Linked DNA regions of Homo sapiens: region 1 is linked to region 2. The links are chromatin contacts, found by Hi-C or POLR2A ChIA-PET in ENCODE. All regions are on one chromosome and are shown on one strand. The core of a region is the stretch at or near the end of the contact, and the rest is flanking DNA. Distances in the headings are between cores, read along the strand shown. Region 1 overlaps VIPR1 (vasoactive intestinal peptide receptor 1). Region 2 holds the start of CCK (cholecystokinin).

Evidence for each region. A loop is a pair of places that touch in the nucleus more often than their neighbours do. ChIA-PET counts read pairs that join two places held with the same protein, here RNA polymerase II (POLR2A). Pooled maps may share reads with other maps.
Region 1: a loop to region 2 is called in a map of endothelial cell of hepatic sinusoid, with 2.7 times the contacts of the local background. The contact joins the enhancer-like site here to the promoter of CCK in region 2. A Hi-C loop is called at or near these places in 2 of 168 maps with a recorded cell type or tissue (endothelial cell of hepatic sinusoid and pancreas) and 1 of 50 pooled maps. POLR2A ChIA-PET finds 5 or more read pairs at or near these places in 4 of 52 experiments (AG04449, HCT116, MCF 10A and 1 more).

The regions. Positions count from the first base shown.
Region 1 is chr3:42,511,902-42,517,269 of GRCh38, forward strand. VIPR1 (vasoactive intestinal peptide receptor 1) reads left to right here. Exons shown (of 13, transcript NM_004624.4): 2 at 1,848-1,953. Among named protein-coding and RNA genes, the nearest start is that of VIPR1, 12 kb to the left of the region's middle. Within about 2 kb of position 3,795, at least 12 of the 41 ENCODE cell types and tissues checked have a DNase peak (open chromatin) inside an H3K27ac peak, as active enhancers do.
Region 2 is chr3:42,264,132-42,269,562 of GRCh38, forward strand. It overlaps CCK (cholecystokinin), which reads right to left and starts at 2,054. Exons shown (of 5, transcript NM_000729.6): 1 at 1,553-2,054; 2 at 1,138-1,306; 3 at 566-776.

The DNA.
Region 1 (5,368 bases), core at 2,545-5,044, 250 kb after region 2:
GAGTAACCCTTATGGGAAGGAGAGAAAGCACATGACCCCAAAGAGGAACCACAGACAGTTTCCTTGAAGTCTCCTATCTTTTAACAGTTATACGAGTAACTGTATCATGCTCCATCACACAACTGTGTTACTTTCAATAAGTTTTAAATGACTTACCAGCTAATGTCTTTACCCCCATTGGCTGGTAAAGGTGCAAGATGGAGCTCGTGCTCACTGTGGCTTCCAGGGCAACAGCACTTAGGCAGGTGAGGTCTGGATGCTGGGGAAATCTAAAGGAGTCCTGGAGAGGGAGGCCTTCCCTGGACCTGGACGAGGTCAACCATGGTGCTAGCTGCTTCTGGGAGTGTTGGCCTGCAGGTGACCTGTGAGACAGAGGCTCCACCAGAGAGCCCTCAACAGGAATGAGAGAGCTGTTTGGGGTGGAAAGGACTTGGCTGTGCAGCTTCTTAGGCACTGAGTTGTTCAGCTTCAGCTTGGACCCCTCTCCCTCCGCAGCAATGGATTGCTGGCTGCCAGCTGGGATGCACATCCCAGTAAATGGAGCTGATTTACTTAAAACAATGGTCAAAGTACTAAGCACTTTGGTGCCTGCAGGCCAGGAGGGACCCCCTTAAAGGAAGGTCCCCCACCTATGTTCTTCCCACGGACCCACTTCAAGAATCTCTAAGTCGGCAGGGGAGGTGGTTGAGGCCCACGTAGCCTACAGAGAAACTGAGGCCCAGGGAGGTAAGGACCCTGTCCCAGGGTGGGAGGGACAAGCTGGAGGAGACACTGAGAATGTCTGATTCTGGAGTGGTCTTGCTGGACTCTCTTCTATGGCCCTGGTGGAAACTGACATTCTTCTCCCAGGCAGAGATGAGGAAACTGGTGTGGGGTTGCCGGGGCCAGCAACCACTTTTCTAAAGCCAAAGACGCAGAAGGTGCTGCCAGTCCAACGCTTCCTCCATGGAGGCCTTCACCCACCCACACCCATCTAAGAGTTCCCAAGACCTGTTTTTTCTGGCTATTCCTAGACAGCCATCACCCCCACTCACATGTCTTCCACAAGGTCAGTGACCCCAGTCACACTGGTCTGGCCCACCCCTGATCCCTGGCCAGGGTACAGGGAGGGGAAGAGGAGAAGCTTGGACTTTTCCATCCCTTCTCTTCACCTTCCAGAAGCAGGGGAGGCCTGGTGGGATCCTAGAGGGGCTCTCTTACTTCCTTAAACCTCCCCACCCTCAGTAGATCTGGTATAGCTTGAATTATTTAGAAACTAAAAAGGAGGCAGGTGAGGTCTGGGCAAGGAAGGCCAGAGTCCCCTCCCTAGCCTGGTGACCCAGGGGACTGAGCACAGAATCCTGGAATGACAGAAGCTGGAAAATACAGCTAGACTCCTGGATTCTTCCCAGGGCTGGCCCTGGGAACCAGAGGCCAGGATCCAACTCCACATAACAGAGTAGTAGCACGAGCTGGCCCCACTCATCAGGGAGATCAAGACAGGGACAGACTCTCAAACCAAGCTGGAGAGTGGCAGAGTCCAGAGGGCCAGCTCAGGCCTCTAAGGGGAGGCCCTCTTGCCGCCATCTGGAGTTGTGCCACCCGCAAAGAGACAAAGCAGTTACAGCTGCAGCACTAATGGGGGAGCCATCAAGAAGCTGTGGCAGGGTCCTCGGGGCCGACCCAGGTTTGGGGGCAATGGACAACAGGTTGGGGTCAGGTTCAGGTTTCAGTCTTGGGTTGGTATTGGGGTTCCATCTGGAACTTGGATCTCTTCCAGGGAGAGGGCAGGTGCAGTCCAGAGACTGGGCCTGGTGCTCCTGAGTCTATGGACGAGGCTGATGGGCCCTCCCTGTCTTTGTTCTCAGGGCGGCCAGGCGGCCAGGCTGCAGGAGGAGTGTGACTATGTGCAGATGATCGAGGTGCAGCACAAGCAGTGCCTGGAGGAGGCCCAGCTGGAGAATGAGACAATAGGTGAGGCCCCCATGGGCAGAGAGGGGCTGCATGCCCCCAGGGAGCCCAAGATTCCTCATGTCTCAAGCTGAGATCCAAGTCACGTTCGTTCCACATTTATTGGATGATGGTGAGGAGCGGCTGGGGAGCCAGATGGAAGAAGAAAGGGGCTAACAGGCTTCCACATTCCCACCCCAGGTCTGGGGAGCTCCCAGCCGCAGCTAAGGAGGACATACTAAATTGGGGTTCTGAAAAGTACATGGAGCCAACTCTGCCTCTGGGGGTCCCTATCCCTCTTCTCCAGGAAAAGTGAAGATCTCCATGGCGGCCAGCCCACCCAGGACACAAGGCCCAGGGTGCTATGTGGTGGGGGATCTGTGACCAATGAGGGCAGGCAGGTTCCAGGACCCCCTGGAGCTGGCATGGGAGAATTAGCCCCATAACACCACACTCCAGGATTAGAACATTGTACTGTTAGCATCTCCAGAGGAAGAAGAGGCACATTCAGTCACAATATGTGACCCCCACAGGGACCACATGGAAGCTCAAAGCCATCTTAGTGGTCCCGAGCAAGAAGGGGCACAAGTTTTGTCTGGAAAGATGTGGAATACTCACCACAGCCAATATTCAGCCTGGAAACTGAGGCCCACTCCTCCCTCTCAACCCCAGGCTCTGCCTCTGCTACATCCAGAGGACCGATAGTGACACCACACACACACACACACACACACACACACACATACACACACGCCCAGCCCCTAAGCATACACATACAGGCAAACACACTGGCCTCTCCATCCCAACCCACCCTTAGTGGCCAGATGAACCATCAGCTCATTATTCGGCTGATGAGACAAGTCAAGGTCAGCCCCAGGGGCTGAGCACATGAGGGCCCCAGCCACTCCTCCTCAGGGGGCTGGGAGAGCCCCACCTGGCAGTGTGAAGGGTAGTGCCCAGCTACCAAGACTGGACAGCAGGGCTATCAGGACAGATGACAGCACCCTCCTTTTGACTCAGCAGCCCCAGGTAAGAATGGATGGAATTCTTTGGTACCACTTGAACCAGACTTGGAGGGGTGAGCAGGTTTGGAGAAACAGAGAGTCTGGGAAGGTGGGAGGCACTGAGGCAGACTTCCCATGGGGAGTGGGGCATGGTTGGCAGGTTCAAGTCTTACTGCCAGGGACACCAGCCTGGCATGTCTGGGCTGGAGGCATGAGATGGCTGGGCCCGTTCTGGGCCTCCATCCCAGGCCATCTCCCCGCGGCTGAGCTTACAGTTATGTAACAGCCTTGCTCAGGAGCAGGGAGCATCTTTACGTCTTCCTGGCTCCCTAGTTCCCCTTCCACCTCTCTAAAGCTGACAGTTATGTAACCCCTTCTGGGTCCCTCTTCTTGGCCCTGGTGCCCAGGCTGTCTGCCTCCTGTTCTGTAAGTGAGTATGTGTAGCCTCACAGATGGGCTTTGCCTACCCTTGTCTCAAAGCAGGACAACCCCTTGACTCTAGGGCCCAGAGACTGAGGCATGGGTCACGGGGTGGCTGGGCCTGCCCACTACCTACAGGCCCCACCCCACTCCACCAGTGCAGGGAGCCAGGACCAGGTGCAGACAGGCTTTGGCAGGCCCCAGCGGTGGGATCATAGGCAGCCCCAAGAGGCCCAGACTCTAGACTCCACTGCGCACCTCCCACGCCTGGGGACAGGCCACCCTCGTGATTCCAATGAGGTCACTGCTGGCACAGCGTTCCCGTCGGGTGCCAACACCCTGTCACCAGCAGCCAGGCTGGGATGCAGAGAAGGGCCAGCATAGGTTGTGGCCATGGGTCTGCCCGTGACCTTCTGTAGGGCTCTGTGCGTGTTCATGCACATCTAGGTATGCGCTCCTGGCCCATGTCTGTCTGGAGCTGCGTCTGTGCCTCTGGGGTCTATAGCTCTGTGTCTGACTCTGAGTATCTTTGTGAGTCAGAAGTGTGTGTCTATTTAAGCTTGGGCACATGCCATCTCGACATGCCTAGATGTGTCTGCCCAGTGTGCTGTGTCTCTGTGTGTTGGCTTGTATGTCTATCAGTGTGAATGTCAGTGATACACCCAGACATGTCTGTCTCTCTGAATGTATGTCTCTGTGAGTTGTGTGTCTCTCTGTGCCCATTTGCTTGTGTCTGTGGTCTGTGTTCAGGTAAGTGTACATGTGTGCATGTTTGCATGTGTGCCTGGTGTTCTGTGTACTGGCATGTACATGTCAGTGTGTGTATCTCTGTGTGCACACAAGTCTACAAAATGACACAGCAGAGGCCCCACCTCATCTTGCCTCACCATCCCTTACCCCAAGCTCTGGGTTGGGCTTTCCTGCTGAGGGCACAGCCCCACCTGTGGGCACACACAGCCAGCCTGGGCCCTGTATTTCTGTAGGCCTGGTGACATGTGTGATGGGACCTATGGGGCCTCATTAGGGCAGGCACACAGGAAATACTCCCGTTGCCTAGCCCAGGACAACAGGCCATTCCAGGTACCAAGTATATTCATGGCTGTCACCCCGTCCCCTGCTTCCCTGACCATGTCCCTCATATTGGCCTCTCATCCTGCTCCCCTGCCCTGCTGGCTGCCCTACACCCCAGCACCAGTTCACAGCCCAGCCTTGGTTATGCTGAGATTCCTTGAGGCCAAGTGTGGCCTCCCAAGGGCAGGGCCTGGTTTCCTCTCTTCTGTCCCACTGCAGTGAAGCAGAGCTCAGGGCCAGAGACCCAGCCCCGGATTCACTCCCTGGCCTGTGCTGGCAGCCGGAGGTTTAGAGAGCCCAAAGTCTGGCAGGGACTCAGACACAATAGCCGGCCTACAAAACAGGGCGTGCCCAGTGCTGTCAGAGAGGGGTAAACAAAGTCCAGCAGCAGCAAAATTCCCAGAGAAATGACAGGCCTTCCAACCAAGAGGAGTGGGAATAGACTGTACCGCTTACCAGCAACATGACCTTGAGCTGGTTTTCTAATCAGTCTGTGCCTCCATTTCCTCATCTGTGAAATGGAAGCATTAAATAAGTTATTCATCCAAAGAGGTTAGAACAGTGCCTGGCACATGCAAATGTTATATGAATGTTTGCTGATATTCTTAACAGGGTCTTGAACCCCCAGCAGGGTTTGACTGACCTGAAGTGCCCCTACTCAGCTTTCAGAGAAGCTGGCCCAGAATGGAAGAGGGACTGACAGCCAACATGAGGCCACAAGAGCCCTCAAGACAGGTTGGGGGAAAAGTGGTCAGGGTCCATGACCAAGGAAGGCTGCAATCTCTGGCCAAGCCCTAGGGATCCAGGTGTCCTCCTCAGCCTTCAGCTATAGATGTGGCCTGACTGCTGCAGCCCCAGAAAGTGCCCCTTGCTGCTGCCAGCCCACTCCAATGCACACAGTCCCGAGGCTCTTCCCCAAGTAAACACATCCCTCCACCTCCTCT
Region 2 (5,431 bases), core at 804-3,303:
GGAGCAATAAATAAAGCCGTATTTATAAAGTTTTTCTCAAAGTGTACGTGGGAAATGGCAATAAGCCACTACGCAGAACATAGGCAGGTTTTAAAATCAGAAATATGTGCCCAGCGCTCAGGCTTCGAAAGCCCCGTGCATTTTAGATCGCTAGTGGATAAAACACCCTCAAGTTTCTATCCGTAAAGCCTCGAAATTTTCTGCAGTATTTAGAAAATGAATTTAAATCTTAAAACCCTCTAATATTTTATTAGAAAAGATTGCAAAGTCCCCCGCACCGCTGTGTAACAGCTAGCAAACTCAATCTGCATGCGAATCTTAGCGAATGGGTAGTTCATCCCTTAATGATGCTGGCGTATGAAAGGCTCTAAAGCAGCTCTACCCACCCAGACCTCACTTTTAGACCCAGAGCCGTTATTTCTGACTTCAAGAAATGTCTTTCGAGCTCTCGGAGGGAAGACACAGAAAATAGAAAAGCATAATGGAAATGGGCACAAAGCTGAAGACAGCATCCTTCAAAGACACACGACACTTGGATCCCCCGCTGACGAACCGAGGGACCTACCTTTTGGATTAGGACGCAGCTGGCTTGGCGTTTCCAACCGGAGCAGCCCGGCAGCTGAGCCAAGTTCAGGGAGGACCAGCGGGCGGCTGTCTCTTAAATAGCCCCACCCGGCGGCGTCGGCCAGTCATGTATTTACCCAACGCTGACGCAGACTGGCAGTAACACGTGCTCAGAGGGCGGCCACTGGGGCGACAACCGGTTGAAGTGGCTCCTGGGAGAGAGGGGGAGGTGGTCTAGTGGGGTGGAGTTAATCCCTCCCACGCGCGGTGCCGGGTGTCCGCCCCCTCTGGGTCCGAGAAGCTTCCGCCCAACCCTTTCCAGGTGCCGCTCCCCTGCGCATTCCAGAGCAGTACTCTCCAAGGTGGGAAACCTAGGAGTTTGGAGTCTCCTCCGGGATGGAGAAGCTGCCGCTAGCTTAGTTCGCTTTGGGGACCGGAGGGGCTAGAAAGGAAACTGGGGGCGGGGGTGGGGGGTGGACACTGGGCAGGACTGAGCATCAGCAAGGCGTGATTCTGAAAGGGAGGGGGCGTCGGCCCCCTACCCCGGAGCGTCCGAGGCGCTGGTCTTCATACCTGTGTCGGCTCTTTCGAAGGAGAGAGGAGGAGTCGGGGTCTTCACTTTCTTCTCAGCCGCATTAAAAGCCCTCGCAGTTCTCCAGGTTTCCGAGGGCCAGTGTTCTGGGTCAGTGAAAGGGCTCTGGCCACAGCTGGCTCTTGGTGTCCTGGGCCTCTCTTGACGCAGCTGTAAAATGCGGATGACACCATCTGGTTTTGCTCAGAGGAATCCGGTTTGGGAAAGGGATGTGTTTTCTTCCCGGGCCAAGTTACCACCACCCGCGGCGCCCACTGTTCCCCGTTGTCGACAAGCGGCGCCAGCGAGGGTCCTGGGGAACTTGACCACCGCACCCCCGCAAGCTCGGGTAGACCACGGCATCCGCCCCTCGCACCTTTCCTGAGGGCCCACACACTCACACCCCCAGGACAGTACCTTCCAGAACTCAGCTGCGCAGCCTGGAGGTGAGGACCTCACCCCTAGTCAGTCACCCGTCCGGTGGAGGGAAGGGAGGCACCGAGGCTGCCGTGCGCCTTTCCCTGCACGCGGTTACTCTCCCGGCTCCGGAGCGGGCCGACCTGGAGCCCCTCAGTGCGCTCTGGTCGTCTACACCCTGAAACCCTTTGAGTTCGAGTCCGCTTGCTGGTGCTTGAGTTCGCCGCGTCCCTGCAAAGGCACTGCCAACCCCATTTCACAGACCGCAAACCGAGGCGCGAGGAAGAGCAGCGCCTTGCCAAGGCTCCACAACACGCCCCTCGCCCTCTCCGTGCACCGAGGCCGCCCAGCCTGGGACCTGGAGATCACCAGGCCTTGAACCTTGGGACCTCAACTCCTCTCCCTTTCTTTCCCCCACCCGTCTTAGATGCAAGGAGAAAGATTTAGAAGCGCTTATTTTAAAATCGGAATCCGTATTCCGCTCTGGAATTCCCTCTGGAATGGAGGGACTGTGGCAACGCCAGTGTGAGGGTGGAGTGGGCGAGGCGGGGTGGGGGGGTTGGGGGGGCGGCCCAGAGACGCCTCCGGTTGCTGCTCCACTTTCTAATCCTGAGAGGCAGCTGCGTTTCTGCAACCTATGGGCAACATGTTTGAAAGAGCTGAAGCTGATTAAATGCTTTCCAGTGGTTTCGCCACGAGCCTGCTAAGGTTTGTGTAGTTCAGTTGCGAAAAAGAGTCTTATTTGTGATTGTGGCAAGACATGTCTGGAAACATAAACTTGTTATCGAAATACCCCCAGAGCTTCTAATTCAGTAGGTCTGAGGAAGGGCCCAAGAATCCGAATTCCTTCCTTCCTTCCTTCCTTCCTTCCTTCCTTCCTTCCTTCCTTTCTTCCTCCTTCCCTCCTTCCCTCCCTCCCTCCCTTCCTTCCTCCCTCCCTCCCTCCCTTCCTCCCTCCTTCCCTCCCTCTCTCCCCTTCCCTCTTTCCCTCTCTCCCTTCCTTCCTTCCTTCCTTCCTTCCTTCCTTCCTTCCTTCCCTCCCTCCTTCCTTCCTTCCTTCCCCCCTCCCTCCCTCCGTCTCTCCTTCTCCCTCTTTCCCTCTTTCTCTCTCTCTTTCTTTCTTTCTTCTTTATTTCTTTCTTTCTTTCTTCATTTCCTTCCTTCCTTCCTTCCTTCCTTCCTTCCTTCCTTCCTTCCTTCCTTCCTTTCCTTGCCTTTCCTTCTTTGAGACAGAGTCTCACTCTGTCGCCCAGGCTGGAGTACAGTGGCATGATCTCGGCTCACTGCAACCTCTGCCTCCCAGGTTCAAACGATTCTCCTGCCTCAGCCTCCCCAGCGGCTGGGATTACAGGCATGTGCAGCCATGCCTGGCTAATTTTTATATTTTTAGTAGAGACAAGGGTTCACCATGTTGGCTAGGTTGGTCTCGAACTTCTGACCTCAGGTGATCTACCCACCTTGGCCTCCCAAAATGCTGGGACTACAGGCGTGAGCCACCACGCCCCACCAAGAATCTACATTTCTAACAAGTTCCCAGGCCATACTGAAAATGCTAGTCCGCCAAGCACACTTTGAGATCATTTCTATAGAAATTCCCTACCTTATACCAGTTACTCAACTCCTGGCCTTGATCCATTTAATTCATGTTTATTCAACACTTACTTTGTGCCAGGCCCCAGGGATTCAGTATGAACAAGAGCTGACAATACAATAGGGGAGCTGAAGCAAACAAGTGGACAAACACTTCTCAACAATTCTGATATTTGGGGACTATGGAGTGGAGATGGTAGGAGGTAATCTTGGAGAAATGTTTTGGTGAGGGGAGCTAGGTGGTAATATGGAAGATGCCCAAAAGGCAGAGGGACTGGAAGGGGAGGGCTGGATAGGAGGCCCTCGGGGATGGGCAAGCAGGAACAATCAAGGTAGATTTGTTTTAGAATAATAAGCCATTATGAAACCCATTAATTATTAGGAAACATAATAAACATTATGCAAGTCATAAGTGTTCATCAGAGAACATTCAGAAAACAAAAGTAGAGAAAAGAAGAAAAATTCCAGCCTCCCAGGGAACAACCTGTTGCTGCTCAGGAAACTGGTAGAGGGAACCGGACTTGGTGACTGAGACTGACCTTGAGTTTCCAGGCTGGGAGACAAGGGTGGGTGGTAGAGTATTATCCAAGACAGGGAATTCAGAAGGAAAAGCAGGCTTGGAGTGTGGCCGTGGTGGTAGTGGGCCAGTGGGGAGCGGGTAATGAGTCCAGTATGGGATTGGTTGATCGTTTGTGCATTGACAGTCTAGGAGGAGTTTGGGAGCCTTTGTCCTGAGCAGAGAGACACTGGAGGGGTGGACCCAGAGTCTGGCATGTGGGTGGTGGCTGCCAGCCTGGGAGTTATAGGGAGAGTTGAGGAAGGCAGCTAGCAATGGGTGGCAGGGTGCCTCTAGACAGACCGCTGAGGAGTGACAGCGTGAAGGAGTGGGTGGAGGAAAAAGAGCTGGTACAGAACCAGACAAGTGGGCCAAGGAGGCCAGCGTGGAAATGCCAGTGCAGAGCCAGAGGTGACAGGGACCATCAGAAGCTGAAGAAGGGCTTGTGCATGGGCCTTTCTCATTTACGATCAAGAGAGCTGCTTGCCTCTTTATTGTAAAATAAAGCAGTTGTAGCCGCTTGTCTCTCAGGAGTGGAAATTCTGAGCAGGAAATGTGTGATAGAAGAGCTGCTAGGAAAATAGAAAGACATAAGGGATCTGAACTCCTTGGCCATAGTCATGATTTTTCCTTCTTACAGGGTCAACAGGTACTAATTATTCTGACTATGGTTCCTAAGCAAGTTAGGCCTGGAGCCGACACTATTCCTGTAATCCAGATGCATATCCGCATTAAAGATAATCCATTTGTTCACTTAAAAAAATGGGCTTGATGTCTCCTGAGGCAGATGCCTTTGGTGCTCCTCACCACAGTTCCACGTTCTCCCTCTGGCTTCAGCTGCAGCCTAGCCAGGCTGGGCAGTTTTCAGCAGACAGCATTCCCACTTCAAGCTTTCAAAGCACCCCTCTTGGCTTATCTCCTTCAAAGTTCAGCCCTTGCAGAGGTTCAGCCTGTAAGTTTGGGTGTTATCTCCCCGAAAGACAATCTTCAGCCAGTGGGGAATGGGAACCCCAGTCTCTCTGTATGAACCCTTCTGGAAGCTTCTAAAGACTTCTCAACGGTCCTTTGCCTGTATCGGTGAACTTGATAACAGCTCTCTCTCTCTTTTTTTTTTCTCTCTCTCTCTCCCTCTCTCTCTTTAGACAGGGTCTTACTCCGTCACCCAGGCTGGAGTGCAGTGGTGCAAACCCGGCTTCCTGGCTTAAACAATCTTCCCACTTCAGCCTCCTGAGTAGCTGGGAACACAGGTGCACACCACCATACTCTGCTAATACTTTAATTTTTTGTAGAGACAGGGTCTCACCATGTTGCCTAGGCTTGTCTCAAATTCCTAGGCTCAAGTAATCCTCCCTTCTCAGTCTCCCAAAGTGTTGGGATTACAAGTGTGAGCCACCAAGCCCAGCTGATAACATCTCTTTAGTTGTTTTTTCCTCCTTCTTTGTCTTACTCTTCTCATTTCTTCCTCCTCTCCCAAATAAACGACATGTACTCAAGTCTGTCTAATTTTAGTATAACCCTATCAAAGACACCAACTGTCTTTCGGGCACTGTTGGGATTCAGTGGTGAGCAAGACAGACAAAATCCCTGTGCTTGTGATGCTTCCATTCTAGTGGAGGAGACAGACAATTTAAAAAATACACAGCAGGCATGGAAGGTGCACACATGTTTTCAAGAAAAGTAGAGTAGGGGGAGGGTCTGTGGAGGACTGGGCACCCGCATGAACGTATGCAAAC